2 separate regions of the Homo sapiens genome follow, and region 1 is linked to region 2. The links are chromatin loops, found by intact Hi-C in ENCODE. Cell type or tissue: spleen. All regions are shown on one strand. Links, peaks and the distances in the headings refer to the core of each region. The heading gives the core; the rest is flanking DNA.

The links. A loop is a pair of places that touch in the nucleus more often than their neighbours do. Peaks named below come from ENCODE experiments on the same cell type or tissue, not always from the same donor. Only the 100,000 strongest peaks of a DNase experiment are listed, where the experiment ranks them.
Region 1: it touches region 2 in a loop (7-fold over the local background); 4 of 110 quality-filtered maps call a loop at or near these places.

The regions. Positions count from the first base shown.
Region 1 is chr2:189,629,086-189,638,898 of GRCh38, forward strand. No RefSeq gene overlaps it. Among named protein-coding and RNA genes, the nearest start is that of ASDURF, 27 kb to the right of the region's middle. In spleen, for the core only: a CTCF peak has its summit at 4,443 (motif pointing left); no DNase peak of the experiment used is centred there.
Region 2 is chr2:189,089,447-189,099,259 of GRCh38, forward strand. COL5A2 (collagen type V alpha 2 chain) reads right to left here. Exons shown (of 54, transcript NM_000393.5): 5 at 9,281-9,313; 6 at 7,831-7,884; 7 at 2,864-2,974. Among named protein-coding and RNA genes, the nearest start is that of MIR3129, 39 kb to the right of the region's middle. In spleen, for the core only: a CTCF peak has its summit at 5,001 (motif pointing right); no DNase peak of the experiment used is centred there.

The sequences.
Region 1 (9,813 bases), core at 1,174-9,173, 540 kb after region 2:
CCATTTCGGTACAGCAGTACTTGCTGTTCATCCAGCTTTGATGCTGAGGATAGCCGGCAGTCCAACATAAAGGTAGCTCATCAGTAAATATCTCCAAAACTCAGAAATTTCATTGAAGACTGGTTACGGCGATTATGAGTAAATACTTTTATCTTCCCTTTCTTTTATATCCACTCTTTCATCCTTTGCTTAGCTAATTTGTATCCCTTCCAGTCTCATCTTAAGTCTTCCGAAGCTTGCCCTGACCTCTCTCTGTTCACCTCACCCTTTCTCTGGTTTGAGGCTCCTCCTATGTGCTCTCACAGCAAATTGCACTTCCCATGTCACAGTATTTATTGCTTCAGAAGGTAATTTTCTGTTCAGTTCTCTGCCTAACTACATCATGCGCTACCTGAGGCAAAGACAGCTGTCTGTGTTGTTCACTATTATATTCCCAGTACCTAGTTTAAAATAAAGAAGCTAACATTTACTTGTGGGATGAATGAATAATATGTGTATGGCTCTACAGGAAGCACTGCATCAGTCTCATATCTTCATTCTACACAGGAATTGGGAAGGCACGCTGGATTAAAAGTGGTCTTCCATGCTAACGCAAGACATGCCTTCTGGATGGGTAGTGATACACAGACTGTGTCTCCAACAGAAATCTGGAGAACTACAAAAACATGTGGTCATTTGAATCTATCTCCCTGTTAGCTAGGGAGAGCTCAATTTTCATTCCAGAGAATCATCTATGTTATTCCTATTGTTTGAGTTATTTTGTTTTTGTAATTGAAACCTGAAAAGGAATCAAAACACTAACAGGAAGCATACGCTGCTAAACAACATCAAGGGCTGGGGGCAGGGAAGAACAGACGGAAGTAGAAAAGGGAGAATGAAAACAAACAGAATAAAACAGCATTCCAAAACGCACTCTTATTCTAAGACAGCAGGAAGCTATCTGACTGTGGTTCTCATGATGTAAAACATTTGACAAGTTGGCTCATCTTCAAGAGAAAAAAAATAATACAAACAACTTCTTGATTTCAATCTAGACTTTTTCTTGGACATCAAGCCGAAATATATATATATATATAATCTTTCTTTTTCCAAGCTGGGATCTTAGCCAAAAAAAGAAAACAGAAAATTCTGAAATTCAGTTTTCATTAATAGGATTACGTCATATAGGTCGGGCATGGTAGGTTCCACCTGCAATTCCTTGGGAGGCCGAGGTGGGTGGATTGCCTGAGGTCAGGAGTTCTAGACCAGACTGGGCAACATGGAGAAACCCCATCTCTACTAAAATACAAAAAATTAGCTGGGCATGGTGGTACACGCTTGTAGTCCTGGCTACTCAGGAGGCTGAGGCCCAAGAATTGATCCAACCTAGGAGGCAGAGGTTGCAGTGACCCAAGATCACACCACTGCCCTTGAGCATGGATGGCAGAGTGAGACTCTGTCTCCCAAAAAAAAAAAAAAAAAAAAAAAGGATTATGTTACATAGGCTAAACATAAACACTGAGAAACAGTGAAAAGACTGGATGAACAGAATATCACCTTCAGAATGAACAGAAAAAGGTTGGCTGTTTATCCTGATGATTTTTAAAAAATGTTTTTAATGCTCTTAGAAGACAAACATGCTCCTTCACTGTTTGAGCTCAGCAGTTACTACAGTAGGCACTTCAGGAGTGTCTGTATATCTGGTGCCTTTCCATTCTCTCCCCACTCACCCTCCTATCAACACACACTTGCTAGCACCTTTTCCCTTTAGGAAAGATGAATCCCAGGAAACATGTGACGCCCCCTCCCTGACCACAGGTGACTGGATCAGCACCAACACCTTCCCTCACTATTACCAAATATATGTTCTCAATTTAAAGCAACATACAGATGGCAAAGTCAATTTGGTTTTAATTCATCCCCCTTTATATCAAGAATAAATTTATGCTGCTTTGAATCACTAATTTAAACACTATTCTATCACAATATAGTGAAAGAAGGAAAAGGGAGGGAGGAAAAACAAAAGGAAGGAGGGAGAAAGAAAAGAAGGAAGGGAGGAAAGGTGGAAAGAAGGAAGAACGGAAGGAGGGAAAAAGGAACAGAAACATATTAAGCATTTCCACAGAGGTAAAATAAATACACATTAACCTGAGTTATGTTCTCAAAGTGATTCAATACATTTTGACCTTTCAAAAGTAAAATCTTGTTATTGGGATTGAGAATTTATAGATACTGAACGTATCTATAAATTCTGCTTCAATCTAAACAATTGTACTACATTAGTCAGGCAGTCATAAAATTACCCATGAACTTTGAATTTAAGTATGAATCCAGGCAGCAAAAAAAAAAAAAATGAAATAACTCTCCTCTTTTGAGAAATATGGAATAAAACTGAATAAGATGAAGCCATTTTCGAGAGTATTTACCTACCTGGTAAAAACAAAAAAGAATTCTTTAACATGTAATGCTATGGTGAATTTAGCTGAATTCTAGTTAAATCCAACATAACTAGTAATAAAATTATATTCATTTATTTAACAATCATTTACTGAAATCTACCACACCAGGCCCTGTAGCAGGCACTAAGGATATAACAATAGACAAAATAGACATAAATTCCTGACACATGCAGCTTACATTTGAGAGGGGGAAGATAAAATAATAAAATATACAGCATAGTCTGTTATATGTGGTGATAAAAGTAAAATAGAGAAAATGAAACAAGGGATGGTCAGGAAATTCCTCAATTAAAAACTTACATTTGATAAAGATCTGAATGGACCTTTAAGTGTATCCACATAGTCTAAATGTTTAGATTGAAGTGATACTTTCTGAAAACAAAACATGAAGGGCAACTCTTCCTAGGTAAGAGTAGACTTTCTGTTCCTAGAACAAGGATACCATCAAGGTGGCATCATCCAGCCTTTGTCCAGCTGGCAAACACCATCAAAGTTTCGTGGAGCCTTCCCAGACTCCCTTACTCTCAGACAGGATTAATCATCCTCTCCTCTGTCTGATGCCTCCTCACTACGTACAGACTTTTATGACATACCAGGCGTTCTTCCCTAGTAAATTATAGGCGCCTTAAGATTTTTTTTATGGCTCTGTTTGCCCCTAACATGTAGCACAAGGACTTATTCATTATAGGATTTATTATATAACTCTTTTTTTTTTTTTGATACTGGGTCTTGTTCTGTCGCCAGGCTGTAGTGCAATGGCACAATCTTGGCTCACTGCAACCTCCACCCTCCACCTCCTAGGCCCAAGTGATGCAAGGGCCTCAGCCTCCCAAGTAGCTGAGACTAAAGGCATACGCCACCACACCCGGCTAATTTTTGTATTTTTAATAGAGACAAGGGTTTCACCATGTTGGCCAGTATGGGCTTAAACTCCTGACCTCAAGCGATCTACCTGCCTTAGCCTCCCAAATTTCTGGGATTACAGGCATCAGCCACTGCGCCTGGCCCTCATTTTTTTAAATTTACTGTAACTGTAATTAGTTACAGTAAACACAATTATAAAACAAACATCTCAATATCCAAATTAGTAACCACTAAATAAAACAGCAGTTGGCTAGATTATCCTTGTAGGGTACTCCCACCTATAAATTCTTCAAGTGTTTCTCACGGCTTATAGGAGAGACCATTAAGAGAACTTAGCCTGGCATTCAAGGCCTGCAGCAGCTGGATCCTGCCCGCCTTCCCAGCCTCCTCTCCAGCCATCACCCCACACCTCTCCGATTCCAGTCATACCACCATGTTTATCGTCCCCTAAAGCCATGGCTCTGAGTCTCTGCAGAGGCTGTTTCCTTTGCCTGGAGTCCTTGTTCTCCCTCTGTGCCTGGTAAACTCCTGCTCATCTTAAGCATCTGTTCCAGCTTGGTTTCCTTTTAAAAGTCTTCCATGATTTCCTCAGGTAGAGTTACTCTTTCCTCTGAGCTCCCAAATTTCCATTCCTCAGCTACAATATTTATTACATTGTGGTGTAGCTGTTTCCTTGCCCAGCTTCTCCACTTGGCTGAGACTTCTTTGAGGATAGAGACCATTTTACTCATCTTTGTACCTTCAGTAGGTAGCAACAGTGCCAATCACATAGTAGTAACTTAATAAGTCTAGGTTGACTGAATGTTGAATATGTTTTAAATGCTTGATTGAGAACATTCAGTGACATTGTCAGAGAGAAGAAAAACAAGTTTCTAGTGTACTTTTTTCTATATACCATTCTGCACTTTGTGTAAGGTGGCTCACATTGTAAAAGCATACAGACCTAAACCAATAACATCATTTACCTAAAAAGCAAGAATCCCTTACATCCTTGGTGATAGAACATGTATGTAGTATGCTGTATTTCATATGACATTAAAGATTTAAAATACAGTTGAAATTAGAAATGTAAATAAGTGGAAGAACTAAATAAGCAAGTGGTTTTAATTGGGGATGAGTTTGCCCCCTAGGGGACATTTGGCAAAGTCTGGGACCATTTTTGGTTGTTACAACTTGGAGGATGGGGCTGCTGCTACCATGTAGTGGGTAGAGGCCAGGGATGCTGCTAGACATCCTATAAAGTAGGGGTCCCCAACTCCCAGGCCACGGACCAGCCTGTTAGCAACCTGGTCATGCAGCCGGAGGTGAACAGCGGGAGAATAAGCAAAGCTTCATCTGTATTTACAGCCACTCCCCAATGCTCAAGTTACCACCTGAGCTCCACCTCCTGTCGGATGAGCGGTGGCATTAGATTCTCATAGAAGTGCAAATTCTATTGTGAACTGCACATGCAAGGGACCTAGGTTGCATGCTCCTTCTGAGAATCTTATGCCTGATGATTTGTCACTGTCTCCCATCACCCCCAGATGGGACCATCTAGTTGCAGGAAAATTAGCTAAGGGTTCCCACTGATTCTACATTATGGTAATTTATATAATTATTTCATTATATATTACAAGGCAATAATAGAAATAAAGTGCATGATAAATGTAGTGCACTTGAATCATACCAAAACTACTCCCCCCGGCCCCTGGTCTGTGGAAAAATTGTCTTACACAAAACTGTTCCCTGGTCCCAAGAAGACTGGGGGCAGCTGCCATAAATCATAGGACAAACCCCGCAGCAAAGAATTATCTGGCCTTAAATGTCAATGGTACCAAGGTTGAAAAACTCTGACCTAACCCTTTTACCTCAAGAAACTATAATTTTTTTTTTTGCAAATTACTATAATGACATTGAAGTTATGATGGGTTCTTAGGGGAATGTAATTGGTTCACTAGTCAACTGCTAGGAATGTACAACTTCTAAAAATAATTGTAAAATGTTGTACTCTGAACTCAGGGAAATATCAATCTTGAGAAAAGTGAAGGGCTGGGTATCATGTTCAACATTTGATCAGTAGTAATTTGAACTCTGCTAAAACAATTAGATGATAATAAACATCATATTCAATCTCAAAACATTTGGGTAATTATTAATAAGCATTAAAGAAAGCATTATTGCTGATAAAATGGATGATGACTTTGGAAAGAATCACTTGGCTACTTAGCAATAAGCTTACCAACCTTTGTAACATTTCAGCAATGCATACAAGATTAGGGTAGTTTAAAAATCAGAAAATACATCAAAGCAGAATCAGAAAATGTGAAAGTACTCTAAATAATGAAAACTAAGCTTAACTTGTCACCCAGATTCCAGAATATATGTTAAGAATATGGTGAGAATAGCAACACTTCAAACTTACTTACCTTATTCCAGTGACAATATAGGAATGTGATGCAAAACAAAATCTCTACCTCTGTCTCTAACTTGTTACTGACCATATTTTGACAACCTACAGGTGGGCTTCACTTAGATTTACCTTTGACATACAAATACAGATTGAGCATCCCTAATCTGAAAATCTGAAATCTGAAATGCTCCAAAATCCAAAACATTTTGAGTGCTGATATCACCCTACAAATGGAAAATTCCACACTCGGTACCTTTGCTTTCTGATGGTTGAATGTACACAAACTTTGTTTCATGCACAAATTTATTGAAAATATTGTATGAAATTACTTTCAGGCTATGTGTATAAGGTATATACGAAACATAAATGAATTTTGTGTTTAGACTTTAATCTCATCCCCAAGATCTCATTATGTATATGCAAATAGTCTAAAATCCAAAAAACTCTGAAATACGTAACACCTGCGGTCTCAAGCATTTCAAATTATACTTAACCTGTGTAACACTTCAAAAAATGAACTTATCATTTTTCCATAATGAAATGGAAGCTCTTAAATTATTTTCAATGGCATCACCCAATTTCTGAGTACCTAGGCTCATAATTCTATTATCTTTCATTTCACTCTCTACACTTCAGCCTCAATATCCAACTACCCTCTGGATTTGTATCCTACAGTATCTTTTCGATTTGATCCTTTGCCCAGTTTATTCCCTTTTATCCCTGCTCTTAAAGCCACCGCTTTAATGAGGTCCTTATCATTTGTTTCTAGATTTCTGTAACAACCTCAAAGGTCTCTTATCTTTCTTTAGTCTCTCCCTGCTCCACTCAGGTTATTACTTGACAATGAAATAATAACAACCACAACTATAATACTGACAATTCTAGGCTACTGCAGCTTGGGGGTTTATAGTCCAAGTTTTGGAGTCAGACTGCCTGGATTTCAAGTACTTAATAACAATCCTATGAAGTAGCCACTATGATTATCCCCATTTCACAAATAAGAAAGTGTAAGTGTAGAGGATGGAAGTCACTTACCTTAGGTCACCTATCTAGTAAACAGGTAGCCAGGACTTGGTCTAGTCAGTTTGGCCCATCCTCCAGCCTATTTTCACTCCGGACTTGGTGGGTCCTATATCCATACCATGGAGCTACTCTCCATATATCTTGACCCTATGTGCCTAACTTATTTTCTCTTTCAGTATCGCTTTTGCATGTAATAGGCTAGTAACATTTATTTCACTTTTTATGATAGTGAATCATTTTGAAATTGTTCTCAAGTAGCTCCATTTTTTTATTTTTTGTCGCTTCATCTAGGCTTAAGTTTTTTAAGGGTTTTTTTCTCTCAAATTACCTAGTATAACACCAATTAATACATATTATATATATTATATATTATTTATATAACATATATAATATATATTATTTATATAACATATATTATATATATTATTTATATAACATATATTATATATAGCATTTATATAACATATATTACATATAGCATTTATATAATATATTATATATAGTATTTATATAATTATATAAAATTATATGTTATTATATATATTTATTATATATATAATTATATATGTTATTATATATATAATTATATATAAGTAATTATATATAATATACTATGTATATATATTTTTTGAGATGGAGTCTCACTTTTGTTGCCCAGGCTGGAGTGCAGTGGCATGATCTTGGCTCACCACAACCTCCACCTCCCGGTTTCAAGTGATTCTCCTGCCTCAGCCTCCTGAGTAGCTGGGACTACAGGCATGCGCCACCGTGCCCAGCTAATTTTTGTATTTTTAGTAGAGACAGGGTTTCACTATGTTGGCCAGGCTGGTTTCGAACTCCTGACCTCAGGTGATCCACCCGCCTCCGCCTCCCAAAGTGCTGGGATTACAGGCGTGAGCCACCAGGTCTGGCCAACACTGATTAGTATTAAGTACTTTCAGACTATCTTTAATTAAGTAGGTGAAAACCCTTTACAAATAAAAAATGCAAGAAACTGAGGTGAATATCTAATAAGAGGCATTATTATAAGTATAAAAGTCAAGTTGGAGATTCCCAACATTTCCTAACAAATAATCACAGCAAGCTAAATTTGGGGATCCTGAAAAATAGTAAAAATTTTTAGGCTTCATTTGCTAATGCCAAATACAAGGGTTGAAAAATCAAAAACTTTATTTTTCTAATTAGTATAATTGGTCCAGTTGTTCGAGAATAACACCCAGCTTGAGGGCATAAAAGCTTCTGACACTTTCAACTGAAATCACAACCTAGATTGGAAGTCAGCAGTGACAGTTTTTACAATTTTTACAATAACAGCATTTGAGCAAGAATCTCAGGAAGGATAGAGAAAAACATTTTTCTCCATTCAGTACCACTGTTACCACTATGGTCACCATTCAGAAACCTTTCATTGGAATGATAGCCACAAGTCTTCAATTTGGCTTATCCATATTCAGAAAAGAGGAAGACATAAGAAGCTTATATTTCTATTGTTTTTGAGTGCCTAGTCTGTGTCAGGCACTGGAACAGGGTTTCTCAACCTTACCACGACTGATATTTTGGGCCAGATAATTCTTTCTTGTTGGGGGCTGCACAGTGCCTTGTGAGATGTTTAGCACATCCCCAACCTCTCTACCCACCAGATGCCAGCAGCGTATCCTCAGTCATGACAATCATGACTGGGGAGCAAAACCATCCCTGGTTAAGAGCCACTGCACCAAACTGAGGTCTTTCTTTACAAATGTCTTATTGATTCCTCAAAACAATTTGACAAACATGCCAATAGTATTGTCTCTATTTTACAGATAAGAAAATGGCAACTCAGGGATGCTACCAACTTGGCCCAGGGGACCCAACCTGCCCAGGGTCAGCTGACCCCATGTTTTTTGTTTTTGTTTTGTTTTGAGATGGAGTTTCACTTTTGTTGCCCAGGCTGGAGTGCAATGGCACGATCTTGGCTCACTGCAACCTCTGCCTCCCAGGTTCGAGTGATTCTCCTTCCTCAGCCTCCCAAGTAGCTGGGATTACAGGTCCTGCCACCATGCCCAGCTAATTTTGTATTTTTTTTAGTAGAGACGGGGTTTCACCATGTTGGTCAGGCTGGTCTCGAGCTCCTGACCTCAGGTAATCCACCCAGCTTGGCCTCCCAAAGTGCTGGGATTACAGGCGTGAGCCACCGTGCCTGGCCTGACCCCATGGTCTTGACTGTGCATTGCCACTTCTTTAATGTAGGTGATGTTTGGTTTTGTGTCTCTCTCTCTTGGTTTCTCACCCACAAAGGTACTACCTGTAGGCAGAGGTTCAGAAGAACCTTCAGAAGATAACAATGAAGACAAATCTCATCTCTACAGGGTTGTGAGATGATCTCAGGAATCCTCATATTATGCCCCAAAACCTTCAGCCACAGTATTTCTATGCAGAGCAACAGAATTTTGGTAAATCTTACCCGGAGTGGGTAAATAAGGAAAAATGGCATTATTCCAAAAATATGTTTCAGGAATATGAACTTTAAATGTATAAGGTTCCACCTTTAATTCCTCCCTCTTCCTCAGTTTCCCTGCCAAGTCCCTCATCAAGTAACATGGATGGCTCTTCCACTCAGCTTCTCTTTTCTGTTCCTACAAACTTCACTGTATCCCTGACCCTCACGAGGCTGTATGGCACTCCAGTTTATTCAGCATCCTGCTGCCAGACCAATCTTTCACAATAATTAAATTCACCAGGCTACTGCCCTTTCAGAAAACCACTAATAAATCCTCATTTTTCTGAAGCATCATGTTTAAATTTCACTAAATTGACATTCCAGGCCCTTCAAATGCTGTTTGTGTCTATCCCTTAGTCATGTTGTCTCTCCTCCTTGCACCAAATTCCTCACTATCCTACACATTTGCTGAGGAGAATACTGCCTTTTTAAGCCCCTCATCCTATGGCTTCCTTGCTTGTCAATGCCATCCCTTTTCTGCATCTCTGTGTCAAAATCCTGGCCACTCTTGTAGGCCCAGCTCAGTTGAAGGCCCTCCAGAGAGCATTTTGACTATTGCAGCCTCATCAAGGCCTTTAAAGATATTCACAGCCCTGACTGTCTAACCCATACCACCT
Region 2 (9,813 bases), core at 940-8,939:
ATAAATAAATTGGCAATTTATTCTACAATCTGTTGAGAAAAATGTGTATGAACTTTTGTAAAGCAAAAATCATATTCAGGCTTCATATGTTTCCTTGTTAAGGTCTCAATCTACAGGCATGCCTCATTTTACTGTGCTTTACCAATATTATGTTTATTACAAATTCAAGTCTTATGGCAACCCTGCACCAAGCAAGACAACCGGTGCCATGTTTGCAATAGCATGTGTTCACTCTGTGTCTCTGTGTCACACTTTGGTAGTTCTCATAATACTTTAATATTATTATTGTTCTTATTATATCTGTTATGATGATCTGTGTTCAGTGATCTTGATGTTACTAAAGTAGTTGTTTTAGGTGCCTTGAATGATGCCCATACAAGACAATAAACTTGATCAATAAATATTGTGTGTGTTGTTCTACCAACCGGGTGTTCCCCATCTCTCTTCCTCTCCATGGGCCTCCTTATTCCCTGAGACACAACAACATTAAAATTAGGTCAATTAATAACCCAACAATGGCCTCTAAATGTTCAAGTGAAAGAAAGAGTCTCACATCTCTCACTTTACATTGTAAGCTAGAAATGGTCTAGTAAGGAAGGCATATTGAAACCCAAGATAGGCCAAAGCTAGACCTCTTGCAGCAAACAGTCATCCAACTTATGAATGCAAAGGAAAAGTTCTTAAAAAATTAGAAGCACTACTTCAGTAAACACACAAATAATAAGAAAGTAAAACAGCCTTAATGCTAATATGGAGAAAGGTTTAGTAGTCTGGATAGAAGATCAAACCAACCACAACATTATCTTACCCAAAATCGAATCTAGAGCAAGGCCCTAACCCTCTTCAATTCTGTGAAGGCTGAAAGAAGCAAGGAAGTGGCAGAAGAAAAGTTGGAAGCTAGAAAATGTTGGTTTATGAGGTTAAAGGAAAGAAGCCATCTCCATAATATAAAAATGCAAAGTGAAGCAGCAAATGCTGATGTAGACACTGCAGCAAGTTATCCAGAAGATCAAGTTAGCATCATTGATGAACGTGGCTACACTCAACAATAGACTTTCAATGTACACAAAACAGCCTTCTGTTGGAAGAAGATGCCATCTAGGACTTTCATGTTTAGAGAGAAAAAGTCCATGCCTGGCTTCAAAGCTTCCAAGAACAGGCTTATTCTCTTGTTAGGGGTTAATGCAGCTGGAGACTTTAAGCTAAGACCAGTGTTTATTTCTTATTATGGAAATCCTAGCATCCTTAGGAATTATGATAAAACAACTCTGCCTGTACCCTATAAATGGAACAACAAGGCCTGGATAACAGCACATCTGTTTACAGCCTTTACAGCATTGTTTACTGAATATTTCAAGCCCACTATTGAGACCTATTGCTCAGAAACAAAGGATTCCTTTCAAAATATTACTGCTCAGTGACAATGCACTAGGTCACATAAGAGTTCTGATGGAGATATACAAGGATATTAATGTTGTTTTCATGCCTGCTAATACAAAAACCATTTTGCAGCCCATGGATATAAATAAATTTCAACTTTTAAATCTTATTACTTAAGAATATAATGTTCAAAGTAAATTGAGAATCTTCTGGAAAGGATTTATCATTCTAGGTGCCATTAAGAACATTCTTAATTGATTGGTGAAAATATAAGCCTCAAGAGAAGTTTGGAAGAAGTTGATTCCAACCTTCATGAATGAATTTTAGTGGCTGAAGACTGCATTGGGGGAAGTAATTGCAGATATGATGGCAATAGCAACAGAACTAGAATTATAAGTAGAGCCTGAAGATGTTGCTTAATTACTGTAATCTCATAATAAAACTTTAACAGATGAGGACTTGCTTCTTATGAATGAGCAAAGAAAGTCGTTTCTCAAGATGCAGTCTATTCCTGGTGAAGATACTGTGAAGATTGTTGAAATGACAACAAAGGATTTTGATATGGCAAACTTCATTGTTGTCTTATTTTTTAAATTACCATAGCAATTCCAGGCTTCAGCAATACCACCCTTATTAGTCAGCAACTATCAGCATCAAAGCAAAACACCCTATCAGCAAAAAGATTATGGCTTGCTGAAAGGTCAGATGATTATTAGCAATTTTTAACAATAAGGTATTTTTAATAAAGAAATATACCTTGTTTTTTAGACATAATGCTATTACACACTTTATAACAGACTATATTGTGGAAAAACATAAGTTTATATGCACTGGGAAACAAAAAAAAATTCACATAACTCACTTTACTGCAGTATTTCACTTTATTGAGGTGGTTTGGAACTGAACCCACAATATCTCCATGGTTTGCCTGTACTTATAAATCCCCTATGTCTGACATTAACAATTCAAAGAAGTCGGTATTGAAAGGCTTTTTGTTTGACTTTACTTCAAGTAAAAAAACTAAAATTGAAGAAATAATTAGGTGTCATTTTTAGTGTCAACTCAATGGCCTTCTCATATCCCTCATCATGGATGTGTCATCCTCTCTTGTGGAGGATACGGAGCAGATTTTTTTGGCATTCTGAGCCTAGAGAATAGGACAGATAAATCTCTCATTTCATTTAAAGAGGGGGAAAGCAGTGGTTCTTTAGAATCAATAGAAAAAACAAAGCACATAGAGTCTAGAGCTGACATTGAGAAATACAAACAATTTGAAGCAGTACTTTAGAAAATACTTCTTCCAATTTTTCCAACAATTCCCTGTGGGTTTATTAGTTCTACTGTCCATAGCAGTGTTGACCTTATTTAACTGCTCTTACAGTCAAGTGTCAATATCTGAACAGACACAATTTAAAATCCTAACAATATATCAATAATTTAAAACATGACCTGTACGTGACATCAAACAATGCACACAACTCACCCTGCTCAAGCCATCGGGTCCTGGGTGGGACGGATGTCCAGGAGGTCCTGGAGCACCAGGTTGACCAGGAACACCTGGTTCTCCATCAATTCCCTGAGGTCCACGAGGGCCCTGGAAAACAAGCCAGTTAAAATTAGAACCCACTGCCAAATATACACTTAGTAGAAAGCTAAAGGCACAGACTTCTTAATGGCAAGGGAGTGTTTATTATTTTAAAAATACATGGCAATCTAGCCACTTAGAGTAATTTCATCAGCCATGTCACTACTGATTTCAGCATAGGTCTGAACTTCTACCATTCGGATGTGGTCTGGGTAAGAATTTTATGTGGTGTGTTAAATACCCAGAAATCAGCATTCTTAGAATAATTATTTTTAAAATTTTCAGTTCAACAGTATTCTAAAGTGAACTTCCTTATTTGATTGAGTTTTTGCCGTGCAAGGGTATTTGATCAACAATTATAAATTCACTTGTCTGTCACTGAAATTACAGTGGATTGTCATTGGATTACAGTTAACTATGTATACGTCTGCTTAACTTCTCCCTTCCCCCCAAAATTCAAGAATCCCTTGATTGGAGTTTGTAGAGATTTTCTGTCTAATTGTTTAATGCTTTGCATAGTTCCTGGTACATACTAGACACTCAATACATGCATATTATATTGTTACCTTTCAGTCCTCTTTAATACTTTAAAGCCTGGCACACTTTATTTTACTTCCCACCCCCAGAGGAAGACTAGACCATTGAGAAATTAGAGGCAAAGGCACTGTGACCCAGCCAAGTCTAAGTTCTCAGAGAAGTGAGCAATGATTTCTAGCTGCCAAATTCCACCCTTCTCCTAACCCACATTCTGAAGGCAGCTTGGGGAACAGCCACGTCCTCAGTTCTGGAAATGCTCCGTCCTCTAACCTCATCATTCCCACAAGGCTAGTTAAGTATTTTCTGGCTCCTTAACCCTAAAGAATCTTGAAAGGCTTCAAAAAGAAAGGACCAAAAAGTCATCAGGCAATATGCTTTTTATAATTATAAGCAGGGATCAAGGGAAATATGGTAAATGAAGTTTAATAGTTAAAAAAAGAACTCCCATGCTTAAACATGAGAATACCTATGGGACCACAGTAAGCAATTCAAATAGGAGCTGATAGTGCAGAGGGAGCAAACACAGGACAAGCTCAGGTGGTGGAGGTGGCAGTTTGTATATGATGGTTTTGGGGAGGGTGGCATCATAGCTATTCAGAAATTTAATTATTTTAATATATTTAAACATTTATATAGACATATTTACTTCTTGCAGTAGTGGGACAAACAAGCAAATTTATCTATTAAATAGAAGTAGAATACTTAGCCTGAAAAACTTATATTTAAAAATGATATCTTAGAAAATTATTCTCAGTTTTTAAAAATCAAAACTTTTCTGACTCCTAAACTACTAACAATTTACTTCACACTTCATTATACACAACAGAGGCTGATTTCAATTGTTCTCTAGGACTCCTGGATCATATGAATGAGAGTAACATGAACTGGATATGTATATGACAGCACAGACAAAATAATAGTCTGGTTTATTCATACAGCCTTGTGTAGAAAACTCTGATTCTGTTCTTGCAATGCTCAGTTGCTAATTAATAACCAGATATTATTACATACAAAAAGTGAACTAATGCATAATCTCTGCTCCCAATGAGAGTTCCAAAGAGACATACACAAAACTATATTTATTGTCAACAGGAGTGGAGATAAGTTTGAGAAATATTCATTAGTCCTCCAAAGAGATTGTGACTTTCTCCATTCTTCTGTAATTAACACTTCGTATTTCAAAGTCTGATCCTAAGATTGTTTTCATTGACTTCAGATTCATTATATGTCTCCACGGAATGCCCTCTAAATAGCTTATGAAATTTACTGTTGCACAGATTAAGATTAAAATTAATAAAAACGTCTATAAAAATTATCTAAAATTAAGTGAACACAAGAATGTTTACCGGTAAATATCAAAAGCAAATTAGAATTTGGGAGCTCATTAAAAGTATCTATTTTTATATCTCCAAGTGAGCTGAATTACATAATTCTTATATTAAGGTAAATGTTACATTTATTATCATTCCCTTCCATTTCCAAGATACTCAAATACCTCCGCAGTAATCTACAATAAAAAAGTACTTTGAGGTTGCCACTAGGTGGCGATGTTTAAACATCCACAAGTAGAAAAGACGAATGACCGGGAACTGTTAAAGAACTTCATTTCTCTCGTTTCTCTCTCTCTCTCTTTCTCTCTGACACACACACACACACACACACACACACACACACACACACACACACACACACACACACATAAATGTTATAGATGTTAAGATCTAGTATATTTCCCATTTTACAGATCAAGAAACATACCAATAGTGGTTAAGTGTCATGTGCAACTAGAACTTAGCACATCATTGACGGTCCATCTCCTGACAGTTTGCTAGCTTGTCACTATGAAGTTATCTGAACAATACACTTAAAACTGAGGACGTGTGATGAGAGACAGTCATGAAAATCATTGGCTAATCCTGAAGGTCTTGTAGGAGTATCTCATACTGAACTACTGACATACTAGTTCTCAGTCCAGAGCTATTTTGCCTGGATTTGGCAATGTCAAGAAACATTTTTAACTGTCACAATTGTATGGGGGATGGCAGTTTCAACTGGCATCTAGTGGGTAGATACCAGGAATGCCGCAAAACTTCCTACAATGCATATGGAATTATTTGGCCTAACATATCAATAGTGTTAACAGTGAGAAACCATGCTGTACATTGTGAGCCTTCCGTACTGTTTGATGGTAATATAATGGTGGGGGTGGGGGAATGCTATTTATGATATTGTGACAGCCATAATTTTAGTCCAGCTAAGCAGCTCCCAGAAGGCTTGAGACATGAGGCAAAACATTCTACCTATGGGCATTCTGTTACATCATGCCCATCATTTCATATACATCATTTCATGCAAAGCTATACATCATTTCATATCTTGAAATCGGTGTAGGCAGGCATTAAAAGATTTGTTAAACACTTACCATCACACCAGTTCTTTGCTAGGATTAAGAGAGGAACAGATTTCCTACTTGGATATCTGCCAGGGTTGTCTCACTTGATTCCTCCTAAAAATCTACCCCCCTTTCTCCCTCTCTCTCTCTCGCTCTTTCATACACACACACACAAACACACACACACAACACGCACACACTTATACCCAATTCACATTGATTGTCTCAGGCCTAACCAAGACAGGAAATTGACCACATCACAAAGTCAAATAGGGAAAATAAGTGAGAAGGGTTGGGGAGTAGATTCTTTGGATCTTAACCAGGAACTCTGGAAGTCTGGTCCTACAACAACTTCTACCTAGACTTAGGACCCAATGTTATCAATTACTTACAGTGTACAAATACACCAATGCAAAATCTTTTTTTTTTTTTCTGTCACGACCACCCATCCTCCACCCAACTGATGTTATTTTCTACCTATTTCTGTCTTTCTAGATCTAGGAGAGACATCTGGAGACCTACAGCAGTGTTTAAGCTACCAACACTAGTGAGAAAACTCAATACAACCACAGTGAAGAATGGGGCATATAATAATCTGGACACACCCCAAGATATGGCCAATCTCTTGGGGCACTGCTTTGCACCTACATGCCTGCAAGTAACATCCATAGTGCAGCCCCGTTTAAGAAAAAGTACTGACATCACACTATATATGAGGTGAAATGAGTAGAAGGATAATGTAGTAACAAGAATGAAACTAGTGGCAAGAGTTCCTAGGCATATGATCTAAAATATATTTTATCCTCATTTATATATTCAAACTTGTCTGCTGTTTGCTTATCTTCTAATCCTCCCATTTAAATATGGATAAATATATATTTAAAAGGATAAAAATCTACTGAGAGTTTTAATAGATACATTAGAGAAAAAATTAAACAGTACAAACAAAATTTTCTAATTGAAACATGGGATAATGGGAGCAATATACAAATGAATACAGTTATTTAGTATATGAAAGACATTAGATTTTAGAAGTGATACATAAGAAAAAACGTTGTAGGGAGGCCGAGGCGGGCGGATCACATCCTGGCTAACACGGTGAAAACTCGTCTCTACTAAAAAATACAAAAAATTAGCTGGGCATGGTGGCGGGCAACTGTAGTCCCAGCTACTCGGGAGGCTGAGGCAGGAGAATGGCGTGAACCAGGGAGGCGGAGCTTGCAGTGAGCCGAGATCACACCACTGCACTCCAGCCTGGGTGACAGAGCGAGACTCCGTCTCAAAAAAAAAAAAAAAAAGAAAAAAAAAGTTGTAACTCTAACACTTGAGAACAATATGTATTCTGTGCAGATAGGTAATAAAAGAAAACCTTTGGTATATATTATATAATATCCTCATGTTTTATCTCAAAGATATTGAGGTCACTATTTTATTGTAAAGGTATTTCACTTGTCTAGTAATGGGATTGCTGATTTTTAAAACTACTCCTTTGCTATCTCTGCAGTGGCTGCTGAGTGAAAAAGGCGGAGTGCTACCTGGGAAATAAACTTGTTGTGCAACCACTTGAAAGAAAATTTTATCCTCTAACAATTTTTTCCCGTATCCAGCTTGGTTATTCCTGTGGCAACCACAGATCATATAACTTGGATGTTTTATCTCAACAGTGCATTCTTGGCATTGCTTACTCATGAGTGAAACTCATGACATGTTAACTATGCTTCCTTAAGTTCTACTTTATTTTGATTTGACCTCATAAGGGACAAGGAAATATCATTTGTGTTATCTAATAAGATAATATACAATTATTATTGTATTTTTGTAAAATTTAATGGAGGTGAAAGAGGAATAGTGCTCCCAGCTTCTTGCTGCATTCAGAGAACACAGTGTAAACTGACTGGCTGTACGTTCCCCACAAGGAGCCCTCCTGTCAACTTACAGGTCTTCCTTTTGGCCCTCGCTCTCCTCTTGGTCCCTGTGATCCTGGAGGTCCCTAAAACAGAAAATGATGATTATGCATGCAAAAATGTATACTTTCTTATTGAATTTTTAAAAGTCTACTTGATAAAAGAAAATTGGAAAACAGAAATACCACACTTAATTCAGTTCAGTTGAAGACTATAGAGAATAAAGCCATGTGCATATAAAAGTTCTGTACGCTTAGAAGCGTTGTTTATGTTATCAGTGACATTTAAAGACCTATGAAGAACTAGGTGCACATTATGGCATCATGGAGCATAGTGAGCTAAATAGATTAGCTTGACTAGTAATTGCAAATTTTTAAGGATCATATTTGCTGTCTTCTCCCAGGTAAAGCCTTTGCCACTAAACTCTGAGCACAAAAACTTACAATTCTGATTTTGAAAATTACATAAATGTGCAAAATACAAATTATCAATTATTCCAGGGACTGTATGAAATCAAATTGGTACATGATACCCCAAAATGTTCATCACTGTTCAAGTTGCTGATAAAAGCAATGGAAAGGAAAGCCTCTTAGCCTACTACAGTACTGCTTTATGTACACTCAAGCATCTTTTCTTTTTACTTTACTTAGAATATTGCATTACTTCCCTTGTATGTTTAAAACCCACTTAGAAATTTCCAAATCTTAATTACAGTTACTTTTCCCTTAAATAACAAATGACTATTATATTTCAAAAGTGGTGTTATTGTGCTGATATCTTAAAATGTTTTTCCCCCCCTGGGAAATGGCTGTTGCCAGGGGGACTTTGTTTCTCTTTAAAAGAGGATTTAAACTGAGTTATGAAGATTATATTGTGTATTTACTCAACCCAACATATAGCATCGTTTAAAAGTGAGGGCTTCAGAAGAACCAGAGTGAGTCCATTAAAGCTAACTTAGTATTTTAAGCTGATTTGATGTGTTTAACATTTACATGAAGTGTGTGTATATGTTATGAATACTGCTGATAATCCAAACTTGAAAAAATTAATCTTTTATACTAAGCCATAAATATGCTCTCCTGCTGTATGATTTCTCAAATTCTACTGCAATATATAATTTTATTAAGCAGATAAAACTAGCCTACCATTAATCATAGTCAAACAACACACAAGTATGCCCTAATTTCAGTGAACAAAGTCACACTAAAATTAACAAATGTAACAATAAAGTGTTTTGTCTTTTACATAACCAATAGCAAGACTAACATAATGTTTCTTCAGTTTCAGAATAAAATGATCCCTTATCTACCATTCATTGCTGCAAAGCAATGTCTAACTTGAAGATGGTTTAAGACAAAATGTTTTAAGAGACCAAGTATCATTGTTTAATTCTTTTATCTTCTCATGGATATAATATCTGTAAAGATTTTCAGTATCTCAAGGAATACAAGAGTACCAAGAATATTGGGAGAAACTACTTACTGCCGGTCCTGGACGACCACGTATGCCTGTTACCTAAACAATAAACAAGAAAATTTGTAAAGGTAAAGTTTCTGCAGATATTCAGAGAGGTCAATAGTAACAAATAAGAATAACAACAAAAACCACAGTAATTTTTTTAACAAATGGATGTTGTCAATTGATGACCATTTCCTCCTCTCCTTAAGATTTAAGATATTATCTAGTTTTAACTAATATAGGGAGGCAGTGCTGGCGTAATGATAAAGAGCACCAACACTGGAGCCAAGGGGCCTGGGTTCAAATCCCGACACTACCCTTTACCAGATGTGTGACTTTGGACTAATTACTTATCCTCTCTGTTCTTAAGGATCTTAAGTGGAAACTTAAATGTAAAATGGTAGTGATGATTAGGTAATTACCTCCCTCATAGAGTTATGAAGACAAATAAATAAATATTTGTATTTGTAAAGCACTTAACACCTAAGACATAGTAAGCACACATAAATGCTTTTTAAAATTAAATAAAACAATATGAATTATTTAAGTTTTAGGTA